2 separate regions of the Homo sapiens genome follow, and region 1 is linked to region 2. Evidence: chromatin loops called from intact Hi-C (ENCODE). Cell type or tissue: ovary. All regions are shown on one strand. Each heading gives the region's core, and the rest is flanking DNA. Links, peaks and the distances in the headings are about the cores only. Region 1 holds the start of PTCRA (pre T cell antigen receptor alpha). Region 2 holds the start of GNMT (glycine N-methyltransferase).

What was found. Peaks named below come from ENCODE experiments on the same cell type or tissue, not always from the same donor. Only the 100,000 strongest peaks of a DNase experiment are listed, where the experiment ranks them.
Region 1: it touches region 2 in a loop (1.8-fold over the local background); 30 of 110 quality-filtered maps call a loop at or near these places.

Annotation. Positions count from the first base shown.
Region 1 is chr6:42,905,203-42,919,341 of GRCh38, reverse strand. PTCRA (pre T cell antigen receptor alpha) reads right to left here and starts at 3,289. Exons shown (of 4, transcript NM_138296.3): 1 at 3,215-3,289. The coding sequence starts at 3,272. In ovary, for the core only: no CTCF peak of the experiment used is centred there; no DNase peak of the experiment used is centred there; H3K4me3 peaks cover 647 bases.
Region 2 is chr6:42,949,760-42,964,412 of GRCh38, reverse strand. CNPY3-GNMT (CNPY3-GNMT readthrough) reads right to left here. Exons shown (of 5, transcript NR_134892.2): 2 at 2,074-2,201; 3 at 1,535-1,651; 4 at 964-1,085; 5 at 533-878. It overlaps GNMT (glycine N-methyltransferase), which reads right to left and starts at 3,659. Exons shown (of 6, transcript NM_018960.6): 1 at 3,440-3,659; 2 at 2,074-2,201; 3 at 1,535-1,651; 4 at 1,199-1,341; 5 at 964-1,085; 6 at 533-878. The coding sequence starts at 3,645. The coding sequence ends at 707. It overlaps PEX6 (peroxisomal biogenesis factor 6), which reads left to right. Exons shown (of 17, transcript NM_000287.4): 17 at 1-548. The coding sequence ends at 78. It also overlaps the pseudogene RPL24P4. RefSeq lists enhancers at 3,211-3,260, 3,439-3,940. In ovary, for the core only: no CTCF peak of the experiment used is centred there; a DNase peak (open chromatin) is centred at 3,692; H3K4me3 peaks cover 1,620 bases.

The sequences.
Region 1 (14,139 bases), core at 1-8,000, 45 kb after region 2:
GTAAAGGGTACTTAGGAAAGATTTCTTACAAGCCAAATAATTAGCCTAGGCCAGGCGTGGTGGCTCACGCTTTTATTCCCAGCACTTTGGGAGGCTGAGGTGGGCAGATCACAAGGTCAGGAGATCGAGACCATCCTGGCTAACATGGTGAAACCCCGTCTCTACTAAAATACAAAAAATTAGCCGGGCGTGGTGGCACGCGCCTGTAATCCCAGCTACTCTGGAGGCTGAGGCAGGAGAATTGCACTCCAGCCTGGCGACAGAGCGGGACTCTGTCTCAAAAAATTAAAAAAAAAAAAAATAGGTGGACGGATCATGAGGTCAGGAGATCGAGACCATCCTGGCTAACATGGTGAAACCCTGTCTCTACTAAAAATACAAAAAATTAGCCAGGCATGGTGGCAGGCACCTGTAGTCCCAGCTACTCGGGAGGCTGAGGCAGGAGAATGGCGTGAACCCGGGAGGCGGAGCTTACAGTGAGCCAAGATTGCACCACTGCACTCCAGCCTGGGCGACAGTGCGAGACTCTGTCTCAAAAAAAAAAAAAAAAAAATTATCCTACTAACACATAAATGGTAAGTTGTCCATTCAGGATTTGAACTCTCAGATCTCTGTGACTCCAAATCCCCTAAACCATCTCACTTTGAAGGATGACTAAGATTTTGCCATGTGACACAGTGGACCGTCTAGGACATAGCTTCAGACAGAGCTAAGCGTGACTCCTGACTCATTCACTTAATTTTCTGAGTCTTTATTTTATTTCATTATTATTATTATTATTATTTTTGAGATGGAGTCTCACTCTGTTGCCCAGGCTGGAGTGCAGTGGCAGGATCTCTGTTCACTGCAACCTCCACCCACCGGGGTTCAAGCGATTCTCCTGCCTCAGCCTCCTGAGTAGCTGGGATTACAGGCACCTACCACCACGCGTGGCTAATTTTTGTATTTTTAGTAGAGATGGGGTTTCACCATCTTGGCCAGGCTGGTCTTGAACTCCTGACCTCGTGATCCACCTGCCTCAGCCTCCCAAAGTGCAAAGTGCTAGGATTACAGGCATGAGCCCCATGCCTGGCTTTTTTTTTTTTTGAGACTGATTCTGGTTCTGTCGCCTAGCCTGGAGTGCAGTGGTGGGATCTTGGCTCAGTGCAACCTCCTCCTCCCGGGTTCAAGCAATTCTCCTGCCTCAGCATCCTAAGTAGCTGGATTACAGGCACCTGCCACCATGTCCAGCTAATTTTTGTATTTTTTAGTAGAGATGGGGTTTCGTCATGTTGGCCAGGCTGGTCTCAAACTCCTGACTTCAAGTGATCTGCCCGCCTTGGCCTTCCAAAGTGCTGGAATTACAGGCGTAAGCCACCGCGCCCAGCCAATTTTCTGACTCTTTTTGTTTGTTTTGTTTTGTTTTCATTATGTATGTATTTATTTATTTATTTAGGTTGAAGGAACAATATTTTTTGTGAGTCCCAATGGTCTCATCAATATAATGGTGTTAGGCCGGGCTCAGTGGCTTATGCCTGTAATCCCAGCACTTTGGGAGGCTGAGTCAGGTGAATCACTTGAAGTCAGGAGTTCGGGACCAGCCTGGCCAACGTGGTGAACCCCTGTTTCCACTAAAAATACAAAAATTAGCCGGGCATGATGGTGGGCGGCTGTAATCCCAGCTACTTGGGAAGCTGAGGCAGGAGAACCGCTTGAACCTGGGAGGCAGAGGATGCAGTGAGTTGAGATTGTGCCATTGCACTCCAATCTGGGCAACAGAGCAAACTCTGTCTAATAATAATAATAATAATAATAATAATAATAATAATAATAATATAACGGGCTGGGTGAGGTGGCTCACGTCTGTAATCCCAGCACTTTGGGAGGCTGAGGCGGGCGGATCATGAGGTCAGGAGTTCAAGACCAGCCTGGCCAACACAGTGAAACTCCGTCTGTACTAAAAATACAAAAAATTAGCTGGGCGTGGTGGCAGGTGCCTGTAATCCCAGCTACTTGGGAGGCTGAGGCAGGAGAATCAAGTGAACCCGGGAGGTGGAGGTTGTAGTGAGCCAAGATCACACCATTGTACTCCAGCCCGGGCGACAGTGCGAGACTCTGTCTCAAAAATAAATAATAATAATAATAATAATAATAATAATAATAATAATAATATAATGCTGTTAATAATACCAGCCCAGCAAAATTGTTGTGAAGAGTAAAGGCCATAAGTGTAAAATGCCCTGGCAGATAAGTATTAGTGCAATTGTTGATATTAATATTAATAAGGCATTGCAAACAAAGGTAGTAGAGAAGGCTGGGCACGAGCTCCAGGACTCAACCTCCAGAGCCTTTTCAGTTATATAGATAGAGACATTCCCCAAGTTGAGTTCAGCTTCCACTTCTTCCATGAAGCATCCCAGGATTGTCCCTGCTTACCCTGGTTACTTCCTTCCCGAGCTCAGGCCTCCTGCCATGGGCTCCCTGTGTTCCACATAGGTGTGGTTTATCTCCCTAATGAAGGAGTGCCTGTGAGATACTTGGGGCCAGCTCTAGATCAAGGAGACCCCCCTGACTCAAAAGTCATGGACCTTCCCCCACCACGTACATGCACACATGCACATGCTTCTAGATGAAGCTGGAATTTTCCCCTCAAAACATGAGTCCTTTGGCTCCAGCCTTGATCATGGGAGGGCTGGGGGTAAATACCCTGGGAAGAGGCCTTGGGTCCTATCCTGAGCCCACTGATAAGCGTGAGCTGTGAGTGAACTTGAGACACCCTGAGTCCTATTGAACTAGGGCAGGCATCCTGAGGGCAAGAAGGACAGGACAGGACCTCACACTGTTACCCATATGACATCATTGCATATCACATCACACACACTGGCTACCCTAACCCCACCTTCTATGGATGTCCATCCAGTTTGTTCTCATTTCTCTATACCTCTAAGAGGGGCAGCCTCCCTATCAACACTGTGGGCTCCAGGGCAGGAGGACATAGGAGCCCCAGAGCAAGGTGGCTGGGAGGAAGAGTACAATGGGAAGAGTATAGTGGGGACCCTCTATATAGGGTCCCCTCCCCAGAGGTCCCCTCCCCAGAGGGACCCTCCCCAGAGGTCCCTAAATATCTCTTGTCCTGCCTCCCTGCAGCCCATCAGTACCCAGGGAGGTCCAGAGTGAGGGGATGGGCTTCGGCAGACTGAGGAGGGACAGAGAGGAAGGCAAAGAGGGGGCTCACCTGTGGGTAGGGCTGGACACCCAAGGGCCAGGAGAAGTAGCAGCCATGTACCGGCCATGGCCCACTCGGAAGGAGGCAGGACCCAGCTGCAGACCTGAGTTGCGGCTGGGGGAGGAGGCACCCACAAGACTGCCTTCTAGGCCACAGGCCCAGCTGCACCTCAGCTGCTCTACCACGAGCCGTTTCCCCTGGTGACGGGCCCCTACTCCTGCCCTGGCCCCCAAACCCAATCTTGTCTCACGGGCCAGGGAGCACAGGGTGCCTCTCCCACACCAGGAGCCGGACACCTGCACTCCCTCTGAAGAGACAGCACTTCAGTCTGCAAAGTCCCGCTTCAGGGCAGCTACCATCCACAGGACACGGAGCACCAGGTGGCTTGACAGGGGCTTGACATACAGCCCTTCACTTGATCCACTCAACCACTGAGTTACATTTCACAGGTGAGGCAACTGAGGCTCACAGAGAGTGAGGGACCCGCCCAGGGCCACACAGCTGACAGGTACCAGAGCCAGGGCTTGAACTGTTTTTAGATGGCTGGCTTTATTATAGGCAAAAAGATACCCAGGGCCAGGCGCAGTGGCTCACGCCTGTAATCCCAGCACTTTGGGAGGCTGAGACGAGCGGATCACAAGGTCAGGAGATCAAGACCATCCTGGCTAACACGGTGAAACCCCGTCTCTACTAAAAATACAAAAAAATTAGCTGGGTGTGGTGACGGGCACCTGTAGTCCCAGCTATTCAGGAGGCTGAGGCAGGAGAATGGTGTGAACCCGGGAGGTGGAGCTTGCAGTGAGCCAAGATTGTGCCACTGCACTCCAACCTGGGCGACAGAGCGAGACGCCATCTCAAAAAAAAAAAATAAAAAAAGATGCCCAGTAAACTTTTTGCCATGTTGTTACAGCCCTCCTTTTATTTATTTAATTTTTTTTTTTAGAGATGGGGTTCTTTCTTTGTTGCCCAGGCTAGAATGCGGCAGTACAATCATAGCTCACTGCAGTCTTGAACTCCTGGGCTCAAGTGATCCTCCTTCGTCAGCCTCCTGAGTAGCTAAGACCACAGGCATGCGCTACCACACCCAGCTAATTTATTTTTATTTTGATTTTTTGTAGAGATGGAGTCTTGCTTTGTTGCCTATGTTGGTTTCGTACTCCTGGGCTCAAGCGATCCTCCTGCTCTGGCTTCCCGAAGTGCTGGGAGTACTGGTGTGAGCCACATGCCTGGCATTTATTATACCATTTTAACTTTTTTTTTTTTTTTAAGAGACAGGCTTTTACTCTGTCACCCAGGCTGGAGTGCAGTGATGCGATCACAGCTCACTACACTCTTGAAATCCTGGGCTCAAGCAATCCTCCCACCTCAGCCTTTTGGATTTTTTGGAGACAGTCTGGCTTTATCACTCAGGCTGGAGTGCAGTGGCATGATCTCACCTCAATGCAACATCTGCCTCCCAGTCCCAAGCGATCCTCCTGCCTCACCTTCCCAAGCAGCTGGGACCACAGGCACATGCCACCACACCCAGCTAAATTTTTGTGTTTTTTGCAGAGACTGGGTTTCATCATATTGCCAGTCTGGTCTCGAACTCTTGAGCTCAAGTGATCCACCCTTCAAAGTTCTGGCATTACAGGCATGAGCCACTGTGCCTGGCGTCCTTTTGTTTTTAATCAGACATTCTGTTACAGCAGCCATTCCTTTATTGTTAGACATTTGGGTTTCCAGTTTGGGACAATGGCCATCTTTGTTCATAAAAGCTTTTCCAAATTTGCTTTTTTTTTTTTTTTTGGAGATGGAATCTCTCTCCGTCACCAAGCTGTAGTGCAGTGGTGTGATCTCGGCTCACTGAGACTTCTGCCTCCCGGGTTCAAGCGATTCTCCTGCCTCAGCCTCCAGAGTAGCTGGGACTACAGGCGTGCGCTACCATGCCCAGCTGATTTTTGTATTTTTAGTAGAGATGGGGTTTCACCATGTTGGCCAGGATGGTCTCGATCTCTTGACCTCTCAATCCGCCCACCTTGGCCTCCTAAAGTGCTGGGATTACAAGGGTGAGCCACCGCGCCCGGCTACTTTTTTTGTTTTTGAGACAGGGTCTTGCTCTGTCACCCAGACTGGAGTGCAGTGGTACAGTCAAGGCTCACTGCAACCTCCACCTCCCTGGCTCAAGCGATCCTCCTGCCTCACCCCCAAATTAACCTCTCCAGTAGCTAAGACCACAGGCGTGCGCCACCACCTGGCTAATTTTTTGTATTTTTGTAGAGATGGGATTTTACCATGTTGCCCAGGTTGGTCTAGAACTCCTGAGCTCAAATGATCTGCCTGCCTTGACCTCCCAATGTGCTGGGATCAGACTTGAGCCACCACACCCAGTCCCCCAAATTTACATTTATTTCCTTAAAATTATTGTCTAAAGGCCTCTGTAATTTTTTTGTGGTTTGTTGTTCAACTATTAAAAAATTATTTTTTTCTAGCTGGGCGCGGTGGTTCACGCCTGTAATCCCAGCACTTTGGGAGGCCGAGGGGCGGGGGGTGGATCACGAGGTCAGGGGTTCAAGATCAGCCTGACTAACATGGTGAAACCCCGTCTGTACTAAAAAATACAAAAATTAGCCAGGCATGGTGGTGCGTGCCTGTAATCCCAGCTACTCAGGAGGCTGAGGCAGGAGAATCACTTGAACCCGTGAGGCAGAGGTTGCAGTGAGCCGAGATGGTGCCATTGCACTCCAGCCGGGGTGAAAGAGCGAGACTCTGGCTCAAAAAGAAAAAAAAAAAAGAGACAAGATCCTGTTATTTTACCTGGACTGGAGTGCAGTGTCTATTCACAGATGTGATTGTCAAACTCATGGCCTCAGACTACAGAGTAGCTGGGACTACAGGGGCATGCTTCCATACCTGGCCATCCTAACCATTTGTAAGCATACATTTCAGTGGCCATTCATACTGCTGTGCAACCATCACCATCATCCATCTCTAGAATTTATCTTGCAAAAATGAAACTCTGTACCGTGGCAACCACCATTCCCATTCTACTCTTTCTTTCTTTCTTTTTTTTTTTTTTTTTGAGATGGAGTCTCACTCTGTCGCCCAGGCTGGAGTGCAGTGGTGTGATCTCGGCTCACTGCAACCTCCACCTCCCAGGTTCAAGTGATTCTTGTGCCTCAGCCTCCCAAGTAGCAGGGATTATAGGCAACTGCCACCATGCCCGGCTAATTTTTGTATTTTTAGTAGAGACAGGGTTTCACCATGTTGGCCAGGCTGGTCTCAAACTCTGACCTCAAGTGATCTGCCCACCTCGGTCTCCCAAAGTGCTGGGATTACAGGCGTGAGCCACCGTGCCTGGCCACCAACATTCTACTTTCTATAAATGAATTTGACTACCTCATTCAAGTAGAATCATACAGTATTTGTTTTTTGTGACCGGTTCATTTCATTTAGCACATGTCAAGTTTCATCCATGTTGAACCACGTGTCAGAATTTTCTTCCTTTTTAAAGCTGAATAATATCTCATTGTATGTATAGAGCACATTCTGCTTATCCATTAATCTGTGGGTGGACACTGGGCTGCTTCCACATTTTAGCTATCACGAACATGACTTAATGATAGCTAAAGTGGTATTGACCTCAAAGGAAGAGGCTGAAGCACCAAATATCATTTAAAGAGTTTACTTGATGATGCCTGTAATCCCAGCACTTTGGGAGGCCGAGGAGGGAGGACTGCTTGAGGCCAGGAGTTCATAATGATATCCATTATGAACACAGATATCTCTTTGAGACTTTCCTTCTTTCTTTCTTTTTTTTTTTTTTTTTTTTTTGAGACGGAGTTTCGCTCTTGTTGCCCAGGCTAGAGTGCAATGGCACGATCTTGGCTCACCACAACCTCCGCCTCCCGGGTTCAAGAGATTCTCCTGCCTCAGCCTCCCAAGTAGCTGGGATTACAGTCACCGCCACCATGCCCAGCTAATTTCGTATTTTTAGTAGAGATGGGGTTTCTCCATGTTGGTCAGGCTGGTCTTGAACCCCCGACCTCAGGTGATCCGCCCGCCTCGGCCTCCCAAAGTGCTGGGATTACAGGCGTGAGGCACCGCGCCTGGCCTTGAAACTTCTTTAGTCTGGTGCCAGCCTCACTCGATTTCCGTCTGGATGGCTATTTTAATAATCCTGTGGATGGCGCTCTCCTGACGGTCCTGAGGGAACACTCTGCCTCCAGGGCTGCGCTCCCGGCCCTTGCTTTCCCAGGGCTGCCTGGAGGCCGCGGTCCCCGCGCGTTCCCAGGCACAGCCCGCGCCCAGGTGCGCGCCGTCGCGGTGGGTTCCCCCCCGGGAGGGGGAGGGAGCGGGGCAGGTGTCCCTAACGACTCTCCCACCCTCCAGCCCAGGGAGGAGCTGGCTCGGGCTCGGTTACCACATTACAGATGGGGAAAGAGCTCTCCTGCCTCTTTCAGATTGCAGGATCTTCCCAAGAACCGGAAGGAGGAAGACCCCCTCCACCCCCGCCCCCGAGCCAGCCGCCTCTATCTGCAGTAGCTGACCCTTCCGCCTGTCCGCTCCGGCTCCCGCGGGGCTCAGGCGTCCCTGGCCACCGCAGCCTGGAAGCGTTCCTTGCCTGCTCCTCACATTGGTCTCCTCTTGCTGAGATCCCCGAGTCTCCCTCGGACCCCATAGTCTTGCTGGCCCTGAAGACGCCTTGCCCTGGGCGGACGGCCTTTTAACTGGACTTGGGCGAACCTATCATTCGCTGGCCAGGACTCGTTCCCAGATATCTAATTTAATCCTCACAACCATCCCACCAGGTGTTACCGGCTAAGGAAACGGGCCCAGAAAAACTAAGTTGAAACGGCGAAGATACCCTAGCAGGCCAGTGGTGGAGCCAGCTGGAGGCGGCAGTTCAGCAGAGGGATGTGTTTACAGGGCTGTCTCTTCCAAAGCTCATTCACAAGGCTGCCGGGGCAGAGAAATGAAATAGGGGCGCCCATCTGCGTGCCTGGGGCATGGCAGGTGCTCACGCTAATTGATACCTCCCCTCCATTTTTTCTTATGTACCGGTGGAAAACCGAGGGCCCATGGAAAGCTGAGACGAGCCACGTAGGATGTGAAAAATAAAATTAAGAAAAAGTAGGCCGGGCGTGGTGGCTTACGCCTGTAATCCCAGCACTTTGGGAGGCCAAGGCGGGCGGATCACCTGAGGTTAGGAGTTCGAGACCAGCCTGGCCAACATGGAGAAACCCCGTCTCTACTAAAAATACAAAATTAGCCGAGTGTGGTGGCACGCGCCAGTAGTCCCAGCTACTTGGGAGGCTGAGGCAGGAGAATCGCTTGAACCCAGGAGGTGGAGGTTGCAGTGAGCCGAGATCACGCATTGCACTCCAGCCTGGGCAACAAGAGCGAAACTCTGTCTCAAAAAAAAAAAAAAAAAAAAAAAAAGTCCCCTTCAGGAATGCTGACAGGGGCACACCTATTTAATTTATCAAATGAAAAGCTACAGTGTTATTTATAACAAAAAAAATCACCTAAATGTTCAATGATAAGGAAATAGCTAAATAAAATATGGTGGATATGCACGATGAAATAGTATACAAGCCTAAAATGTTCATTCATTCTTTCATTCAGAACCATTTATTGGTCTCTGCCTTTTTTTTTTTTTTTTTTTTTTTTTTGAGACAGAGTCTCGGTCTGTCACCCAGGCTGGAGTGCAGTGGCACAATCTCGGCTCACTGCAACCTCCACCTCCCGGGTTCAAGCGATTCTCCTGCCTCAGGCTCCTGAGTAGCTGGGATTACAGGCGCCCACCACCACACCCGGCTAATTTTTGTATTTTTAGTAGAGACAGGGTTTCACCATGTTGGTCAGGCTGGTCTCGAACTCCTGACCACGTGATCCGCCCACCTCGACCTCCCAAAGTGCTGGGATTACAGGTGTTAGGCACCAGGCCCGACCTATTGGTCTCTGCTTTATGCCAGGAATTGGGGCTGGGGATAATCAGACAAAAAGAGATGCTCTCAGCAGTCAAGAGGGAAGAGACAGGTAGGGGACCTGGAGTGTTAACAGATACTGTGCCTAAGCAACACACTACACGCACGCACACACACACACACACACACACGCCCACACACCCAAGCATAAGTGCAGAGTTAGAGGGCGGGGTCCTGGGGGAGGGGCTCTTTCTTGTAGAGTGGGTGGGAATCAGAACAAGTGCTTTAGAAGTTTATACTTGGGGGCCGGGCGCGGTGGCTTACGTCTGTAATCCTAGCACTTTGGGAGGTGGGCTGATCACAAGGTCAGGAGATCGAGACCATCCTGGCTAAAACGGTGAAACGCCATTTCTACTAAAAATATAAAAAATTAGCCGGGCGTGGTGGCACACACCTACCCAGCTACTCAGGAGGCTGAGGCAGGAGAATCGCTTGACCCCACGAGGCGGAGGTTGCAGTAAGCCGAGCTCACACCACTGCACTCCAGCCTGGGCGACAGAACGAGACTCTGTCCCCCCCCAAAAAATTTATACTTGAGGCTTGACGCAGTGGCTAATGCCTGTAATCCCAGCACTTTGGACTTTGGGAGGTTAAGGTGGGAGGTGAGGCGGGTGCGGTGGCTCACACCTGTAATCCCAGCACTTTGGGAGGCCGAGGCGGGCGGATCACAAGGTCAGGAGATCGGGACCATGGTGAAACCCTGTCTCTACTAAAAATCCAAAAAAAATTAGCTGGGCACGGTGGCGGGCGCCTGTAGTCCCAGCTACTCAGGAGGCTGAGGCAGGAGAATGGCGTGAACCCGGGAGGCGAAGCTTGCAGTGAGCCGAGATCGCGCCACTGCACTCCAGCCTGGGCGACAGAGAGAGACTCCGTCTCAAAAAAAAAAAAAAAAAGGTGGGAGGTGAAGGATTGGTTGAACTCAAGACTTCCAGACCAGCTTGGGCAACATAGCAAGACCTCTCTCTACAAAAAAATTCTTCTAGTGGTTATAGACGTTAGATGTAATAGTGAGGAGGCCTCTGCCACCCCTCCCTCTTGGTGGTATATATGACTGTGGTTTTGATTTAAAAAATATACTGCATCGGCCGGTCATGGTGGCTCACACCTGTAATCCCAGCACTTTGGGAGGCCGAGGTGGGCAGATCACAAAGTCAGGAGTTCGAGACCAGCCTGGCCAATATGGTGAAACCCTGTCTCTACTAAAAATACAAAAAAAATATATAAATAATTAGCTGGGCGTGGTGGCGGGGTGCCTGTAGTCCCAGCTACTCGGGAGGCTGAGGCAGGAGAATCGCTTGAATCCGGGAGGCGGAGGTCACATTGAGCTGAGATAGCGCCACTGCACTCCAGCCTGGGCGACAGAGCAAGACTCCATCTCAAAAACAAAAAACAAAACACCCTGCATCCTGTAGGGTAGCACCCTACCCTGCCAGAGGTAGTGTCCCAGCTGTGCTCTAATAGAGGCCAATCTACCATTCTATCCAGCCAGCTGCTTCTGGTCCATGGGGTACATGGTAAGGCCAGTGAATTCATTGAGTGTGAGCTCATTTGTACATTTCCTTGGCTGTAACATGTATTGCCCTGGTTGGAGGCTATATTATGTTGAATGCCATGCTGATGGATATGGCATTCAGTAAGTCCATGAGTGGTGGTGCTGATGGAAGCACTGTAGGTAGAGACAGCAAATTCATACATGAAATATGTGCCTATCCTCATGAAGATAAAATACAGCCCCTTCGTGATGGGAGGACCCAGTCAAACCAATCTACAATGAGGTGAGAATGATGCCCAATCAGGGACTCAGCACTAGGCTGTGAGGAGGTCGACGCTCAGCACTGGCCACAGCCAGATCAGCCTCAGAGAGGAGAAGACTCTGTTACTGAGCCCAGACATAGCTTCCATCCCTGTCACCATGGCCACTTTATATCTTTGCACAAGCCCTGGGGGCAGCTGGGAAAGCAGCTGACCATCGTCCACAGGACTGTCATCTTGTCCACCTGGTGATGATTTAGTCCCTTTGCCTTGTTGTGGGCTATTATATCCACCTTGCCTTTGTTAAGTAAGCATCACCATTTGGCCTTTGTACCACCAAGATGCTATTATTCTCATTGAGATCAGGGAATCCAGTTCCACTGATCCATCCAGCACACCCCACTAGCTCTCTAGTCAAGACAGGACAGTCATCAGAGCAAGTCAAGGATGCTGGTGGCCCTCACGAACGCATTTCTTAATGCTTTCATAAAGGGAGTGTTTTCCAGACCCTCCTAAAATATGTGGCAGCAGTGGCTAAGAAGGTGCGCATCATAGATCCAGTCCAGCATTCCCGTCTCCCGGGGACTTCTGATTCCTTCTTCTACAGAATGCCAGGGAAGTTCTGGCATTTCATGCTTATTAACTGTAGGCTACTACTTAATCCAGACTTTAATTAGCCAATCTAGCCAACTATTAATTCTCCTCCCAGGTGCTCAGGCCAACACAGTAAATCCCAAATCCTGGATAAGGATCCACGGCAACGAGTTTGGACAAACCAAGGCTTCCATCCCCCCACCTTGGTCTAGCTCCCTCAGCACACACTCCCACACATGCTCCTGCAGCTTCTGCCAAGACAAGCTGGCCAGGCCTGTAACTCAGCCCGGCGTCCCCCTCTCAGCGTGACCTTGTGCTTCTCCATGGGCTGTGCTGGGACCTAACTCATGAAGGGCCTGGGGCCCAAGAGGGATGGGGGCAGGGAGGGTTCTGAGGCTGATGTTTTGGGAGGAGGGAGCAGTATTAGAGGAGCTTATCTCTACAGACATGAGAATTTCAAGGGAATTTGGGGTTTCAAAGTTCTCAGTCTTATTCATGTCTGCCTAAATGTCTCCATCTCATCTCAGGCTCCCAGACCTTTCCCAGCAATGCCCTTACTTTAGCATAAGAGACTTGGAGGGCTAAGCATTTACTTAGCACTGAATCTCGGCAACCTTTACAATGACATCCCGGTCCTGTCCTTAGTCACATGTGCCTGTGCCTGGAGGAGATGAGGGGCTCCTTCAAGTTGCCATCAAGGGATTCTTTTTTTGTTTTGTTTTTGAGAGGGATTCTCGCTTTGTCACCCAGGCTGGAGTGCAGTGGCGCCATCTCGGCTCACCTCAAACTCTGCCTACCAGGTTCAAGTGATTCTCCTGCCTCAGCCTCCCGAGTAGCTAGGATTAGAGGTGCCCGCCACCACGCCTGGATAATTTTGTGTTTTTAGTAGAGACAGAGTTTCACCATGCTGGCCAGGATGGTCTCGAACTCCTGACATCAGATGATCCACCTGCCTCAGCCTCCCAAAGTGCTGGGATTACAGGCGTGAGCCACCATGCCACCTAATTTCTGTATTTTTAGTTGAGATGGGGTTTTACCATGTTGGCCAGCCTGGTCTCGAACTCCTGACTTCATGTTATCCGCTTGCCTTGGCCTCCCAAAGTGCTAGGATTACAGGCATGAGTCACCACACCTGGCCGTGTCTGTCTATCTATCTATTTATCTCTATCTATCTATCATCTTTCTAGCTATATCTGTTGAGACAGGGTCTCACTCCCATTGCTCAGTCTGGAGTGCAGTGGCACGATCTCGGCACACTGCAGCCTTGACCTTCCAGGCTAAATTGATCCTCCCACCTCAGCCTCTCACGTAGCTGAGACTACAGGTGTGCACCACCTTGCCTAGCTAATTTTTTGTATTTTTAGTAGAGATGGGGTTTTGCTATGTTGCCCAGGCTGGTCTCAAACTCCTGGTTGCAAGTGATCTGCCTGCCTTGACCTTCCAAAGTTCTGGGATTATAGGCATGAGCCACTGCGCCTGGCCGAGAAATATCTTAAATAACCGATGAAAGATGTCTGACGAATTATAAATGAGCTTAGGGATGTTTGGAACCTATCTCTAGACCTAGAGGTTGATACCTGGCCTTGCTACCCCCTGCTGAAATAACCTCTTGGCCTCTGGTGCCCTGGCTGACTCAAGGAGAGGCTCTAGATTTACCTGGATGGGAAATACCATTGCCTCTGTCTGTTTATTCAATTTTCCTTATTTTCTCTCCCTGCCTTCTGCATGCATATCTGTGGCAGTGCATGAGCTTAGATGGCTGCCCACAGGGCAGGGGCCTCTGAGCCCCATCAAGGGGAGGCAGCCTGGTTTAATGGAAGAGCATTGGGTCAGGAGTCAGGAGGCCTCGGTTCCAAACCCAGCTGTTACTTCCTTTCATGGACTTGGTTAGCTATCTAAGAGGGTTTGGACTCAGTGATGTTTGAGGTCCTTCTTGTCAATCCCTAATTCCTAACTTGTCCTGATCATTTTATGGGGTTGTGCTGTGGACAAAATGAAAGAATGTGAGAGAAGATTTAAGAATGACACTGAGATGATCCCCCACTTCCCAACCACATGCACATCACTCTCCCTAATTCCGAGGACATTTGACTTTTACTGTGGCTGGGAGAACACCCAAGTCCGTTTTGACATCATAGGCATGCTTTCATCTTGCACTTGGCTGGCAGGAAAGGAGGCAATGGTATAGCAAGAAACCAGAGCCTCCCAGCAAGGATCTTGGGAGTAGAACCAGGGCCAAGGACATCTGGGAAAGAAAGTGAACCTGGTGAGTTAGGAAGAAATCCTTAGGGGAAGAACTGAAGGAGTCTGCCCGGGGAATTGACCCAGGCCACAGACGTGATAAGTTCTTCCATCGCGTAGTATTCTGTTAACTACCAACTGGCGTACTGCGGTTCAATTCTGGCACTCACCATCCAGAGCTAGTGCAGACCCCGCAAGTTAAAATGCACAATCCCCAAGAAAACTGCCTTTACTTCAGAGGTCAGCTGCAAGGTCAGGGGGATTCTCAGGTCACCCACACTTCTGACTGACTGGCTACAAATTTGGGGGTTTCTCATGATCCCCCTCAGATTCAATAAGTCACTACAACAACTCACAGAACTCAGGAAAGTGCTATTC
Region 2 (14,653 bases), core at 449-8,448:
GCCCGGCTGCAACCCTCAGTCAGTGAGCAGGAGCTGCTCCGGTACAAGCGCATCCAGCGCAAGTTTGCTGCCTGCTAGGAGCCCCCCAGGGTCTGGGACCCCGCTCAGCATGGCTGCAGGTACCTTGATAGCCCACAGAGAGATCTGGGAAGGAAGGGCTCCTCCTCAGGCTGCTGCCAACCCACCTGGAGGCCACCTCCCTCCAGGAGATCCCAGGGTGCAAAGTGGCATTGAGACAGCAGCAACAGCTCAAGAGATATCTCCTGCCTACTTGCCCCTCCTTCCAGGCCGGCTCTAAGAGAAAGGCCCATCTACTCAGGAAGAGGGCCAGGGCCTTGGGTTCTGGGGATTGGGCCCTGAGAGGGCTAGTTCTGTGGCTGAAAATAAAGCATGTCCCGCCCCCTACTGGTGTTGTGGCATGAAAGGTTGGAGTGAGAAAGAGCAGGGTTGTGGGAGGAGTAAGCCCTGGGAGAGGGTGGGGGGGTGGGCAGCATGGGAGCCTGATCCTTCTGACATAAATAAACACAATGCATGCAGGAACTGAAAAAGACTATATTGTTTACCCTTCCGTCTGTGGAACCCACATCCCTGCACCCCAGCTGTAGTCTGCTCTAGAGGCTGGCCCTGGTGTGGGGCTGCTGGTCCCCATCTTCCAGACAGAGCCTAGCAGTGCCTGGGCAGAGGCTTGTGGGAGCTGAGGCCACACTCAGTCTGTCCTCTTGAGCACGTGGATGAAGTAGCAGGGAATGTAGGTTTGGCCTGGCTTGTAAGGCTTGAAGTCGCCCAGGACGCTGTGCTGGCACTTACCTCCGAAGGCTGCTTGGAGCAGCTCCGTGAAGGATGCCAGACAGTGTGGGTAGTAGGAGAGCCGGAACTTACTGTAACAGAGGCCCCAGCAACCATGAGGACTGGTGACCTCAGCTCCCCCAACTACCGCCTCACCCCCACTAAGCCAAGTGGTACCTCAAGCCAGGAGAGCCATCCTGGCCAGCCCCCGGCACCTGCACCGTATAGTCCAGGGTCACCATGTGGGCCTTGTTGTTCACTATCAGCACTGATGTTGTGACGTCCTTGGTCAAGTCACTCTGTAGGTGGTGGGGCAGCCGGCATTAGCCTCTGTAACCCACCTTGGGGCCACTGGACCCTCCCTCCACCCCACCCCCACCCCCACCCCCACCCCCACCCCAGAGGGCCCCACCTTATAGTAGATGTTCTTCCCTGGGGGTGCACAGCCTGTACTGAGGATGTGGTCGTAGTTGCGATGATCAATGACCAGTAGGCCCCCTGCCCGCACCATGCTCGCAATGTTTTTCAGCGCCAGCCGGTGCTCACTCTGGTCCCCTGAGCTCCAGGCACGGGCAGAAAGACTCCATCTGCTCAGGGCCCCCAGCACCAGTCTCCCTCCCATCTCTCCCCTCCCCAGGGGTGCCAGAGCCAAGGCAGAGAGTCTGCTTTGGCAGGAGAGCAGGTGCCAGATGTCTGTGGAAGGGGGCCTCAAGGCGGGGGCCATGCCCAAGGCCACACCCTCTCTTACCTTTGCAGTCTGGCAAGTGAGCGAAACTGTTTCCAAGGCAGATGACAGCATCAAAGCCACCCTCTGCTGACTGGGGCACATCTTTGTCCAGAGTCATCCAGTTGGCTTCTTCGATGACTAGGGGTCAGGAAGAGAAAGAGGAATCAGGGAGGCACGATGGTACCAGTAGCAGCCACCTCCACCAAGTGCAGTCCTGCCTGGGTTTCTTCTTAAGACACACAAGCTCCCCGTTCAGTTAGGGGGAGGAGAAAAGAGGGATCAAGGGAGAAGGAACCCTGGTTGGGAAGGAGGGCTCTGTGCTTATGGGTTTTTCTTTGAGGGGAGGGACAAGATGCCACAAACACAGTTAAAACCAGCTCTTCACACCCGGTGTCTCATTCTGGAGCTTAAGACTTGCTTTTCAGAGAAATGACAGTAATTTTTCTGTCTCCCCGAGGAAAACACAACACTCCACCCCCGCCCCCACTTAAAGGAGCCCCAGGCAGAATGAACAGTGTTCCTGGTGACTGGGCTGGGGGAGCCTGGCTAGACCTGCATACCCCACTTGTCGAAGGCGGGCTCGTGCCGCCGGTTCCAGCGCTCCTTAAGTGCATACTTCAGCATCTTGTCACTGGCATCCACACTCGTCACACTGAAGCCCTCTTCCACCAGCATAATGGAGTCCACCCTGAGTACGGCCAGCGAGGAGAGGCAGAGAGAGGCAGTTAGGGGAGCCTGGGAGGGCCAGGAGGAGACCCTGCACTGGACACTTTTGTCTCTACTTCTCAGAGTCCGTTCCTCTGCCTCCTCTCCCCAGGCCCTCTCCACTGACCTCACAAATCTGTTTCCTGTCACCACAAGGCAACTTTTTTTTAAAAGCACCTCTTCAGAGCCAGGCACTCTACAAATATGCATTAATTCTCATGGCAATCCTGAGAGGTAAATAGTGTCATTCCCATTTGAGAGACAGACAAGCTGAGGCTCCTTGAAGTTAAAATACGTGTGCACAAAAGGCAGTAGAACATGGTGGTTTAGAGCACAGGACAAAGCCGGGCGCGGTGGCTCATGCCTGTAATCCCAGCACTTTGGGAGGCCGAGGTGGGCAGATCACAAGGTCAGGAGATCGAGACCATCCTGGCTAACACGGCGAAACCCCGTCTCTACTAAAAATACAAAATATTAGCTGGGCGTGGTGGCAGGCGCCTGTAGTCCCAGCTACTCGGGAGGCTGAGGCAGGAGAATGGCATGAACTCAGGAGGCGGAGCTTGCAGTGAGCCGAGATGGAGCCACTGCACTCCAGCCTGGGCGACAGAGCACGACTTCATCTCAAAAAAAAAAAAAAAAAAAAAGAGAAAAATAGAGCACAGGACAGATCTTAACCAACCCGGGCCTGTTAGCTCCTTTTCACTGGATGATGTATGAGGGAATTTTACTTTGCTGAGGCCTTACTTCCCCAGTAGTAAATGAGAGAATATCACTGCTTAACTTCATGGGGCTTTGTGAGGGTTTGAAAAAGTGATGTATCAAAAGCTCCTGGCACTGGGCTTGGCAGGTGCAAATGTTGAGCAATGTTAACTGTTAACACTGCCCAAGGCCATCACAGGAGGAATATTTGCAATCTGTCCGTGGCTCTGGCTCCAAAGCCTCAGGGACGCTCACTTTTTCTGCCCACACCCTCACTCACACTCAGTCTCCCTTCTCCGGGGCCTCTCCCTGCGAACCGCTACCTGGACCCCTAGCCTCACGGGGCACTCGCAGTGCCTGTTCTGCCGGGCAGGTACCTGCTCCTGGCCCTGGTGTCCCACCCGTTCCAGGATTGGCAAAGGCCGCCCTGACGTGCCCGGCCCTGTGGTTCTGCGGCCGCGCAGTACAGGCTGAGACAGACCCCGATCTCATGCAACGCCCCCGGCCCCGGCCTGGGCTCACCCAGTGCCACAGGCTACGTCGAGCACCCGCTGGCAGCCGTGCTGGCGCAGCAGCCCAAGCAGCCATGCCTTGTACTCGGCGGTGCGGCTGCGGGTGTCTCCGATATACAGCTGCCACACGCGCGCCGCCTCCCCGTCCGCGTACTGGTCCGGGAGCCCTTCGGCCGCCACCCCCAGGGAGCGGGTCCGGTACACGCTGTCCACCATCCTGCGCCGCGCCTGGCTCCGCAGCCACCCGCTCCGCACTTAAAGCATAAGCACTGCTGGCAGCCGACAGCCCCACCTGGCCAATAGCAGGTGAGCGCGCGGACACGCCCCTGCCGGGCTTTGGGCCGGGCGCCCGAGTCTGTCCAGCTGCAGGGAGGGCGCTGCCTCGCAATCCTGGGCTAGGTCCTTTTAGCCAGCCTGCGGACCCAGCCCTCTGTGCAATCCCACGGCGGGAGAGGACCCTCGGAGCCCTCTGCCCACTTAACCCGGGTCTCGAGGAGAAGGCGAGAGGGGTCAGGAGAGGCGGGAGCAATGAGATTGCCACTCCATCCCCTGAGATCCGCAGAGCTGAGCGCCAGGCGGGCAGGACTGGACCGTTCCCAGCGAAGGAAGGCATCAGCATATCTAAACAAAGATTGTGCCACCGAAGTGTGTAGGTATAGTCAGCCGGTGCAGGGAAGACAGGGGGAGTCTCTGGAGGTAAAGCTGGTCTGTCCACCGAATCCAGGGGCGGAGCCCGGCTGGAATACGGTAACACGGTAACACGGTGAAACCTGGCTAACACGTCTCTACTAAAAATAAAGAAAGATTAGCTGGGACATGGTGACACGCGCCTGTAGTCCTAGCTACTCCGGAGGCTGAGCCAGGAGAATCGCTTGAACCCGGGAAGGCGGAAGTTGCAGTGAGCCGAGTGCACCACTGCACTCCAGCCTGGGCAACAGAGCAAGACTCCGTCTCAAAAAACAAAAAGCAAAAAACAAACAAAACCCTCTGCTTTCACAGGAAGCAGGAGAATAGGGTCTAGAGACAGGGAACATAAGGCCAATTCACACTTCAGTTATAACGGGAAATATCCTCTCCATAGGGCGTATGCCCGCCATTAATAACTTTGTAACTGTAACTTTACTTCATCCTCTTCATTTACATAGGGTGTACCCCAAGTAGAGGGTATTTAAACTCACAAAATGTAACAGGGCCTTTGAGCCCCTATGCTCATGCTCGCTCCCACACTGTGGAGTGTACTTTCATTTTCAATAAAATCCTTCATTCCTTTCTTGCTTTGTTTGTGCATTTTGTCCAATTGTTTGTTCAAGATGCCAAGAACCTGGACATCCTCTACCGTTAACATATTTTGGCGAGCCAGCCAGCAGAAAGAGGTAAGCCCAAAGTTTGGGATTCATTTTTCTCCCTTTCCTTTCTGCTCAATTACAGGGCCGCTCTCGCGCTTCTCTCTCTCTCTCTCTCTCTCTCTCTCTCTCTGCCTCTCTCCTCCTTCCTTTCCAACTTGGGACCCTTGGTGGGCAGCGCCTAAACATGGAAGCAACTGCAGGGTTTTTTTTTGTTTTTGTTTTTGTTTTGAGACACAGTCTCGCTCTGTCGCCAGGCTGGAGTGCCGTGGTGCAATCTCAGCTCACTGCAATCTCCGCCTCCCAGATTCAAGCAATTCTCCTGCCTCAGCCTCCTGAGTAGCTGGTATTACAGGCGCTCACCACCACGCCCGGCTAATTTTTGTATTTTTAGAAGAGGCAGGGTTTCACCATGTTGGTCAGGCTGGTCTCAAACTCCTGACCTCGTGATCCACTGGCGTCGGCCTCCCAAAGTGCTGGGATTATAGGTGTGAGCCACAGCGCCCGGTCTGTGCTACTCTTCTAAGCAGGGGGCCTGGTTAACGGGTGATGCTCTCCTTTGGTACTGTTTGGCCCCAGTGCTCCTTGGAGCCTGGGGAGGTTTAGCCTTTAAAAATCAAACTGTCCAGCACTTTAGGAAGCCAAGACAGGTGGATCACGTGGTCAGGAGTTCAAGATCAGCCTGGCCAAGATGCTAAAACCCTGTCTCTACTAAAAATACAAAAATTAGCCAGGCATGGTGGCACGTGCCTGTAATCCCAGCTACTTGGGAGGCTAAGCCAGGAGAATCGCTTGAACCCGGGTGGCAGAGGTTGCAGTGAGCCAAGATTGCGCCACTGCACTCCAGCCTGGGCGACAGAGCAAGACTCCGTCTCAAAACAAAAATCAATCAATCAATCAAACTACTTTGGCCGGGCACGGTGGCTCACACCTATAATCCCAACACTTTGGGAGGCTGAGGCAGGCAGATCAACTGAGGTTGAGAGTTCAAGACTAGCCTGACCAACATGGAGAAGCCCCGTCTCTACTAAAAATACAAAATTAGCCGGGCATGGTGGTGCATGCCTGTAATCCCAGCTACTTGGGAGGCTGAGGCAGGAGAATCGCTTGAATCTGGGAGGCGGAGGTTGCGATGAGCCAAGATTGCGCTATTGCACTCCAGCCTGGGCAACAAGAGAGAAACTCTGTCTCAAAAAATAAATAAATATAAATAAAAATAAAACTGCCATGGAGACTGCTTTACCCAAAATTTTGGTTCACAGCCTTCCCTGCATTATCCATTAGGGCAAAGTAAAACCTTCAAGCTTGTACTGCCATCTCATGGCTAACGTTCCAGGTCATCGTTTATGTGTGCATATACATGTCTAGATGTATTTACTTATATGTACACTTACTGCTATATGTTGTGTCTACCAAATTGACTTATAAGTAAAAGAGGGCTCCGCCAGGCGCAGTGGCTCACGCCTGTAATCCCAATACTTGGGGAGGCTGAGGTGGATCATGAGCTCAGGAATTCGAGACCAGCCTGACCAACATGGCGAAACCCTGTCTCTACTAAAAATACAAAAATTAGCCAGGCGTGGTGGTGGGCACCTGTAATCCCAACTACTTGGGAGACTGAGGCAGGAGAATTGCTTGAACTCAGGAGGTGGAGGTTGCAGTGAGCTGAGGTCGTGCCATTGCACTCCAGCCTGGGCAACAGAGCGAGACTCCTGTCTCAAAAAAAAAAAAAAAAAAAAAAGAGGGCTTAAGTAATTAAGTAAATACGTCTAAGCAATTTTCAAGTCCACTTAAGTATAACTTTACTAAACTAGCCAGCTTTAAAATTATTGGGGGAATAAAAATAAAAAGGCCTTCAGATTTGTCAGCATAGGTTTTGTCTAAATTTTATGTTTGTCTTTGCTAGATATTTTAAAATGTCAGTGTTAATTCAAGCTGAGAGCTTGGGGAGAGCCTGCCTCCATTGAGATAAATGCATATCTGATTGCTTCCTTTGGAGAGACTAATCAGAAACTCAAAAGAACGCAACCCTTTGTCTCCCACCTGTGATCTGAAAGCCCCCAAGCCTCCTCACCTCCAGTTGTCCCATCTTTCTGGACCAAAACAATGTTTGTTTTACATATGGTTTAGTTTTTGTTTTTTCAGATGGAGTCTCCCTCTGTCGCCCAGGCTGGAATGAGTGGTGCCATCTCGGCTCACTGCAACCTCCGCCTCCTGGGTTCAAGTTGCCAGAAATGCTTGTTCCCTGGAGGCTGGGTGCGGTGGCTCATGCCTGTAATCCCAGCACTTTGGGAGGTCGAGGTAGGCAGAACACCTGAGGTAGGGAGTTCAAGACCAGCCTGACCAACATGGAGAAACCCCGTCTCTACTAAAAATGCAAAAAATTAGCTGGGCGTGGTGGCGCCTGCCTGTAATCCTAGCAAATCAGGAGGCTGAGGCAGGAGAATCGCTTGAACCTGCGAGGGGGAGGTTGCGGTGAACCGAGATCACACCATTGCACTCCAGCCTGGGCAACAAGAATGAAACTCCGTTTCAAAAAAAAAATTGGCCGGGCACAGTGGCTCACGCCTGTAATCCCAACACTTTGGGAGGCCGAAGCGGGCAGATCACGAGGTCAGGAGATTGAGACCATTCTGGCTAACGCGGTGAAACCCCGTCTCTAATAAGAATACAAAAAAAAAAATTTATCTGGGTGTGGTGGCACGCGCCTGATATCCCAGCTACTCAGGAGGCTGAGGCAGGAGAATGGTGTGAACTCGGGAGGCAGAGCTTGCACTGAGCCGAGATCGCGCCACTGCACTCCAGCCTGGGTGACAGAGCGAGACTCCATCTCAAAAAAATAAATAAATAAATTTTTTAAAAAATTAAAAAAGACTTTTCGCCATCTTTTGTCTTTCTGTGGAGCTGTCGCCATGAAGGTCGAGCTGTGCAGTTTTAGCGGGTACAAGATCTACCCCGGACACGGGAGGCGCTACGCCAGGACCGACGGGAAGGTTTTCCAGTTTCTTAATGCGAAATGCGAGTTGGCGTTCCTTTCCAAGAGGAATCCTCGGCAGATAAACTGGACTGTCCTCTACAGAAGGAAGCACAAAAAGGGGCAGTCGGAAGAAATTCAAAAGAAAAGAACCCGCCGAGCAGTCAAATTCCAGAGGGCCATTACTGGTGCATCTCTTGCTGATATAACGGCCAAGAGGAATCAGAAACCTGAAGTTAGAAAGACTCGACGAGAACAAGCTATCAGGGCTGCTAAGGAAGCAAAAAAGGCTAAGCAAGCATCTAAAAAGACTGCAATGGCTGCTGCTAAGGCTGGAGTGCAATGGCACGATCTCGGCTCACCGCAACCTCTGCCTCCTGGGTTCAAGCGGTTCTCCTGCCTCAGCCTCCCAAGTGGCTGGGATTACAGGCATGTGCCACCATGCCTGGCTGGTTTTGTATTTTTAGTAGAGGTGTGGTTTCTTCATGGGCAGGCTGGTCTCAAACTCCCGACCTCAGGTGATCTGCCTGCCTCGGCCTCCCAAAGTGCTGGGATTGCAGGCGTGCACCACCACGCCCAGCCTGAGATTTATATATTTAAGATGTGATAAAATAGTAGTAATCAAAACTTACATGTGAAGAATAGGCTTCTACTTCTACAGAAAGGTCATTTTTACCTGCCAACCTGTGCCAAGTTGCAAGGATGCAACTGGACAAATCAGAGTCCTCTTTAGGGAAACATGATTTTACACAGAATACTAGGTGAGGGTATATAGTCAATGTCAACATTCTCCTCCATCACTATCCTATCCAAGGTGATAGAATTTTTTTTTTCAAGTGCATGTTACATTCAGACGTCCAAGTGTTACAGGTAAAATGAGTAAGTCCTTTTGAGAACCTGAAAATGTAAAAATCAATATAAGAAATACGTAGGCCGGGCGCGGTGGCTCACGCCTGTAATCCCAGCACTTTGGGAGGCCGAGGTGGGCGGATCACGAGGTCGGGAGATCGAGACCATCCTGGCTAACACGGTGAAACCCCGTCTTTACTGAGAATACAAAAAATTAGCCGGGCGTGGTGGCGGGCGCCTGTGGTCCCAGCTGCTTGGGAGGCTGAGGCAGGAGAATGGTGTGAACCCTGGGGGACGGAGCCTGCGGTGAGCCGAGATCGCGCCGCTGCACCCCAACCTGGGCGACAGCGAGACTCCGTCTCAAAAAAAAAATATGTAAAATACAGGCTTTTGCTCATAAAAGCAAAATGTTAAGATTTTGCACTGGGAAGAGTCATTTTTTGTAATAATGTTTTATTTAGGGAATTACTGGGAAAATAAAGTCATTATACCCAACTTGAATGTAAAGCTATGCTTGCTAATTTTTGGAGAATAAAATGTCTGGGCTAAATGTTGGCTTTTAATAAAGTGGAGCTGCCCATTGTCATTACCCTTGGGTCTTAGGTAACCTGGAACCCAGAAGAAGCTAGAAATAAACACTACCTGTTCTCACTACAACAAGTTTAGCTTTACTCAGGAAGACAATTTGACCACTGGGAAAGCATTTTATTAAAACGTTTGTTTCTATTGGCCCAAAGGATAATGCGTGCATCAGTAGGCTTCTCAGTGCTTACAGGTGGTGTTTTGGCAAAAACTGAGTGGAGGGATTTTTTTAACTCTTCTACAACCTAGATGTATTGTTTGCAGATTTGAATGTATTCACTTAATATATTAAATGTTTAATATTAAATATAAAAAAAATTAAAAAAGAAATGCTTGTTCCCCAGTGCCGTAAAGAAATAGCACTTGAACATAAATTCAATTTCCTCAGGAAGGCCATTTTTACTTTCTGCAGAAAGGGTACCCTCGTCAGCAGTTTTGCCATGAGAGTACACTGAACAAAGGAGACAGGGTCATTTATAACCTGACGCGTCCACCCTACTGCTGTGTCCGGTTTCCATTGGCTGGAATGGGACTTCACATTTTGTATTTGTCCCGATTGGCTAGCAACTTAGAACTTTTAAAAGAGGCAAAGGCAGAGGAGAACAAAGGAAGGGGAAGTAACTTGTGGAATGCTGAGAAAGGTAAAAACACCTTCAAATAAGGATGAGGAACAGGCTATGACCTAATGTTTGTTTGGACCAGTATAAGCATGCCAGGGCAAATATTTAGGCTACATTGTGGGAGCTAAGAACATAAAGGACATTGATTTCTTTATTATGACTTGCAGATATTTAAGAATGTCACCACAGATCTTTGAATAAATTTTGCTTCTAAGAGAAGTTACTATTTATCCCTAATTAGATGGGGAGGAAAGTCTTTGAAGAGGAACCTCTACTTTTTATAATAGCGATTCTCCTACCTCAGCCTCCCAAGTATACAGGTGCTCGCCACCACATCAGGCTAATTTTTATATTTTTAGTAGAGACGGGGTTTCACCATGTTGGACAAGCTGCTTTCTAACTCCTGATCTCAGGTGATCCGCCCGCCTCAGCCTCCCAAAGTGCTGGGATCACAGGCGTGAGCCACTGCGCCTGACCGAGGATGGCATCTTTGATGTAAATAAGCTTTTCCCAAATTCACAGATTAAGACTTCTACTGTCATAAAACTCTTATCTTTCAATATTTGTTCTTGCTTATGCCTCTATGAACAATAAAAGTGGAAAAGGCATCTGTTATGTGCACTAATGGGATGTACTTTTATTTGTGAAGGAGTTTGCAGCCAACCTTATATATGGATAACTTTATACTTTAATAGATAAAAAATGAAGGCCCAGTGCAGGTAAAAAACTTTAATGGGGCCAGGCACGGTGGCTTATGCCTGTAATCCCAGCACTTTGGGAGGCCGAGGCAGGTGGATCACCTGAAGTCAGGAGGTTGAGACCAGTCTAGCCAATGTGGTGAAACCCCATCTCTACTAAAAAAATATATATATATATATACATAAAAATTAGCTGGGCATGGTGGTGCACCTGTAATCCCAGCTACTCGGGAGGCTGAGGCATGAGAATCGCTTGAACCCGGGAGGCAGAGGTTGCAGTGAGCCAAGATGGTGCCATTGCACTCTAGCCTGGGCAACAAAAGCGAAACTTCGTCTCAAAAAAAAAAAAGTATCCCTCATGATGGGTTCTATAGCAAATTCTACTGTAAAGGCTACAGTTATACAATAGACTTTAAATTCTCTTGTGAAAGTTAAGATAGAATTGGCTAAACAGAGAAGTATCTGTGCAGCTGCTGGCACTTGTGGCCTACGGAGAAATACATCACATGAAGATTATAGAAATATAGTGGTAGGGGATTAACAAAGAGACTGCTTAGTCAAATGAGTAAACTTTTTTTTTTTTTTGAGACGGAGTTTTGCTCTTGTTGCCCAGGCTGGAGTGCAATGGCACGATCTCGGCTCACCGCAACCTCTGCCTCCCGGGTTCAAGCGATTCTCCTGCCTCAGCCTCCCGAGTAGCTGGGACTACAGGCATGCACCACCATGCCTGGCTAATTTTGTGTTTTTAGTAGAGACGGGGTTTCACCATGTTGGTCAGGCTGGTCTTGAACTCCCGACCTCAGGTGATCTGCCCATCTCGGCCTCCCAAAGTGCTGGGATTACAGACATGAGCCACCACGCCCGGCCATGAGTAAACTCTTTATCTAGTTCATTCTTTGATCTATGTGATTTTAGGTGGTTTGGTTTATGGGGAACCTGGGTAAGGAGCATACTCCAAACTCTTGGTATCATCCTCCCGATAGTCATAATAATAGTCTCCCTGGTGCGCTCTATTCTCTCAAAGGTTTTAAATGCTTGCGTGCAGCCATCTCTAGAATGTCAAATGGTCTCTCTTCAACTGGAATAACAGGAGCTAAAAAAATGTGCAACCATAAGGACACTATAAGCTATAAATGATGTGCTGAGATAGGAAACCCAAAATGATGGTAACTGAGAGTGGCGCTAAGTCCCTAAGGTTTGGTCACACTCTCACTTAAATGACAGCCTAACCAAAAAGGGTAATTTTTTAAACAAAATTATGGAAGGCCATTGTTTTGGACTAGGCTCATGCACTAGGCCTCAACAAACCAAACCAAAATGGAGTCGCTCATGCTAGGACTTTAAGGAAACACATAGATTCTAAAACAGACCAAGTTTTTTTTCTCCTGCAAATCTCTATGACAAACCTTTCTTTTTTTTTTTTTCTGAGACGGAGTCTCACTCCCTCGCCCCCAGACTGGAGTGCAGTGGCTCAATCTCAGCTTATTGCAACCTCCACCTCCCAGGTTCAAGCAACATTCCTGCCTCAGCCTCCTGAGTAGCTAGGATTACAGGCATGCACCACCCCGCCCGGCTAATTTTTTTGTATTTAGTAGAGACAGGGTTTCACTATGTTGGCCAGGCTGATCCTGAACTCCTGACCTCGTGATCTGCCTGCCTCGGCCTCCCAAAGTGCTGGGATTACAGACGTAAGCCACTGCGCCTGGTCAATATAACAAACATTTCTAACAGCATAGGTATCCACCCCCTGCAGTTCCCATTAAATGTTTTAACCAAATTCATTTCCTCTTGCCTAGAGACCATCAAGCTTCAGCTGATCATGCAACAAAGCTTCCAGCCAGTTCCAGGTGAAGACATCACCCCTGGCCATCAAAAAGCTACCCTGCCTCCACTAGACAGAGCAGGGTGAGAGTTCCATGATCCCTAATAGGTGGGGACCATCCCCCAAGCCAGCATGAAGCAGTTACAGAAAAAAGACCATCTGTCCCTCTGCCTCCCATAAAGATTTATGGGGATCACATCTCAGGGGGCAGATGAGGCAGGAAAATAGGGTCTGGAGGCAGGTAACATAAGGCCAATTCACACTTCATCTATAACAGGAAATATCCTCTCCTTAGGGCATACATCATTAATAACTTTGCAATTGTAACTTTACTTCATCTTCTTCATTTACATAGGGCATTCCCCAAGTAGAGGGTATTTAAACTCACAAACATTTTTAACAGGGCCTTTGAGCCCCTATGCTCATTCTCGCTCCCACACTGTGGAGTGTACTTTCATTGTCTTTTTTTTTTTTTTTTTTTTTGGGATGGAGTCTCGCTCTGTCGCCCAGGCTGGAGTGCAGTGGCGCAATCTTGGCTCACTGCAACCTCCACCTCCTGGGTTCACACCATTCTGCCTCAGTCTCCCAAGTAGCTGGGACTACAGGTGCCCACCACCACGCCTGGCTAATTTTTTTGTATTTTTAGTAGAGATGGGGTTTCACCGTGTTAGCCAGGATGGTCTCAATCTCCTGATCTTGTGATCGGCCCGCCTCAGCCTCCCAAAGTGCTGGGATTACAGGCGTGAGCCACCGCGCCCGGCTCATTTTCAATAAAACCCTTCATTCCTTCCTTGTTTGTGCATTTTGTCCAATTGTTCGTTCAAGATGCCAAGAACCTGGACACCCTCCACCATTAACACATGGACAAAGTCCAGGGCCGGGAATGGGGGTGCTTGGTGTCCTTGCTATTCTTTATTTTTTTTTGAGATGGAGTTTCGCTCTTGTTGCCCAGGCTGGAGTGCAATGGCACGATCTTGGCTCACTGCAAACTCCACCTCCTGGGTTCAGGCGATTCTCCTGCCTCAGCCTCCCAAGTAGCTGGGATTACAGGCATGCACCACCACACCCAGCTAATTTTTTTGTATCTGATCCTACAGATGCATCTTTGGCAACAGGTTTAGAAAGCCTGGATTGGGGCCGGGCATGGTGGCTTATGCCTGTAATCCCAGCATTTTGGGAGGCTGAGGCGGACGGATCACCTGAGGTCAGGAGTTTGAGACCAGCCTGGCCAACATGGTGAAACATCATCTCTACTAAAAAATACAAAAATTAGCTGGGCGTGGTAGCAGGCACCTGTAATCCTAGCTACTCAGAAGGCTAAGGCAGGGAGATTTGCTTGAACCTGGGAAGCAGAGGTTGCAGTGAGCTGAGATTGTGCCACCGCACTCCAGCCTAGGTGACAGAGTGAGACTTTGTCTAAAAAAAAAAAAAAAAAGCCTGAATTGGAGAATTATAAGTAAATCCACTCTTTATTTTACAGAATATTCTGGGGAAAATTTACTCCACTACCCTTAGATTTTTTTTTTTTTTAATCTCATGTTAATTATCTTGTCTGGGCATGGTGGCTCATACCTGTAATCCCAGCACTTTGGGAGGCCGAGGGGGGCAGATCACTTGAGGTCAAGAGTTCCAGACCACCCTGGCCAACATGGCAAAGCCCTATCTCTACTAAAAATACAAAAAAATTAGCCGGGCGTGGTGGCACGCGGCTGTAGTCCCAGCTACTTGGGAGGGTGTGGCACAAGAATCACTTGAACCGAGGCGGCAGAGGTTGCAGTGAGCTGAGATCAAGCCACTGCACTGCAGCCTGGGTGACAGAGTAAGATTCCGTCAAGTGATTCTCCTGCCTCAGCCTCCTAAGTAGCTGGGATTACAGGCATGCGCCAACACACCCAGCTAATTTTTTTGTATTTTCAGTAGAGATGGCGTTTCACCATGTTGGCCAGGCTGGTCTCGAACTCCTGACCTCGTGATCCGCCTGCCTCGCTTCCCAAAGTGCTAGGATTACAGGCTTGAGCCACCTTGCCCGGCCTTAAAAATGCATGCTTGGTCAGGAGCGGTGGCTGAGACCTGTAATCCCAGCACTTTTGGGGGCCGAGGTGGGCAGATCACTTGAGGTCAGGAGTTGGAGACCAGCCTGGCCAACATGGTGAAACCCTGTCTCTATTGAAAAGACAAAAATTAGCTGGGCGTGGTGGCAGGCGCCTGTAATCCCAACTACTTGGGAGGCTGAGGCAGGAGAATCGCTTGAACCCAGGAGGCAGAGGCTGCAGTGAGCCGAGATTGTGCCACTGTACTCCAGCCTGGATGACTGAGGGAGACTCTGCCTCAAATAA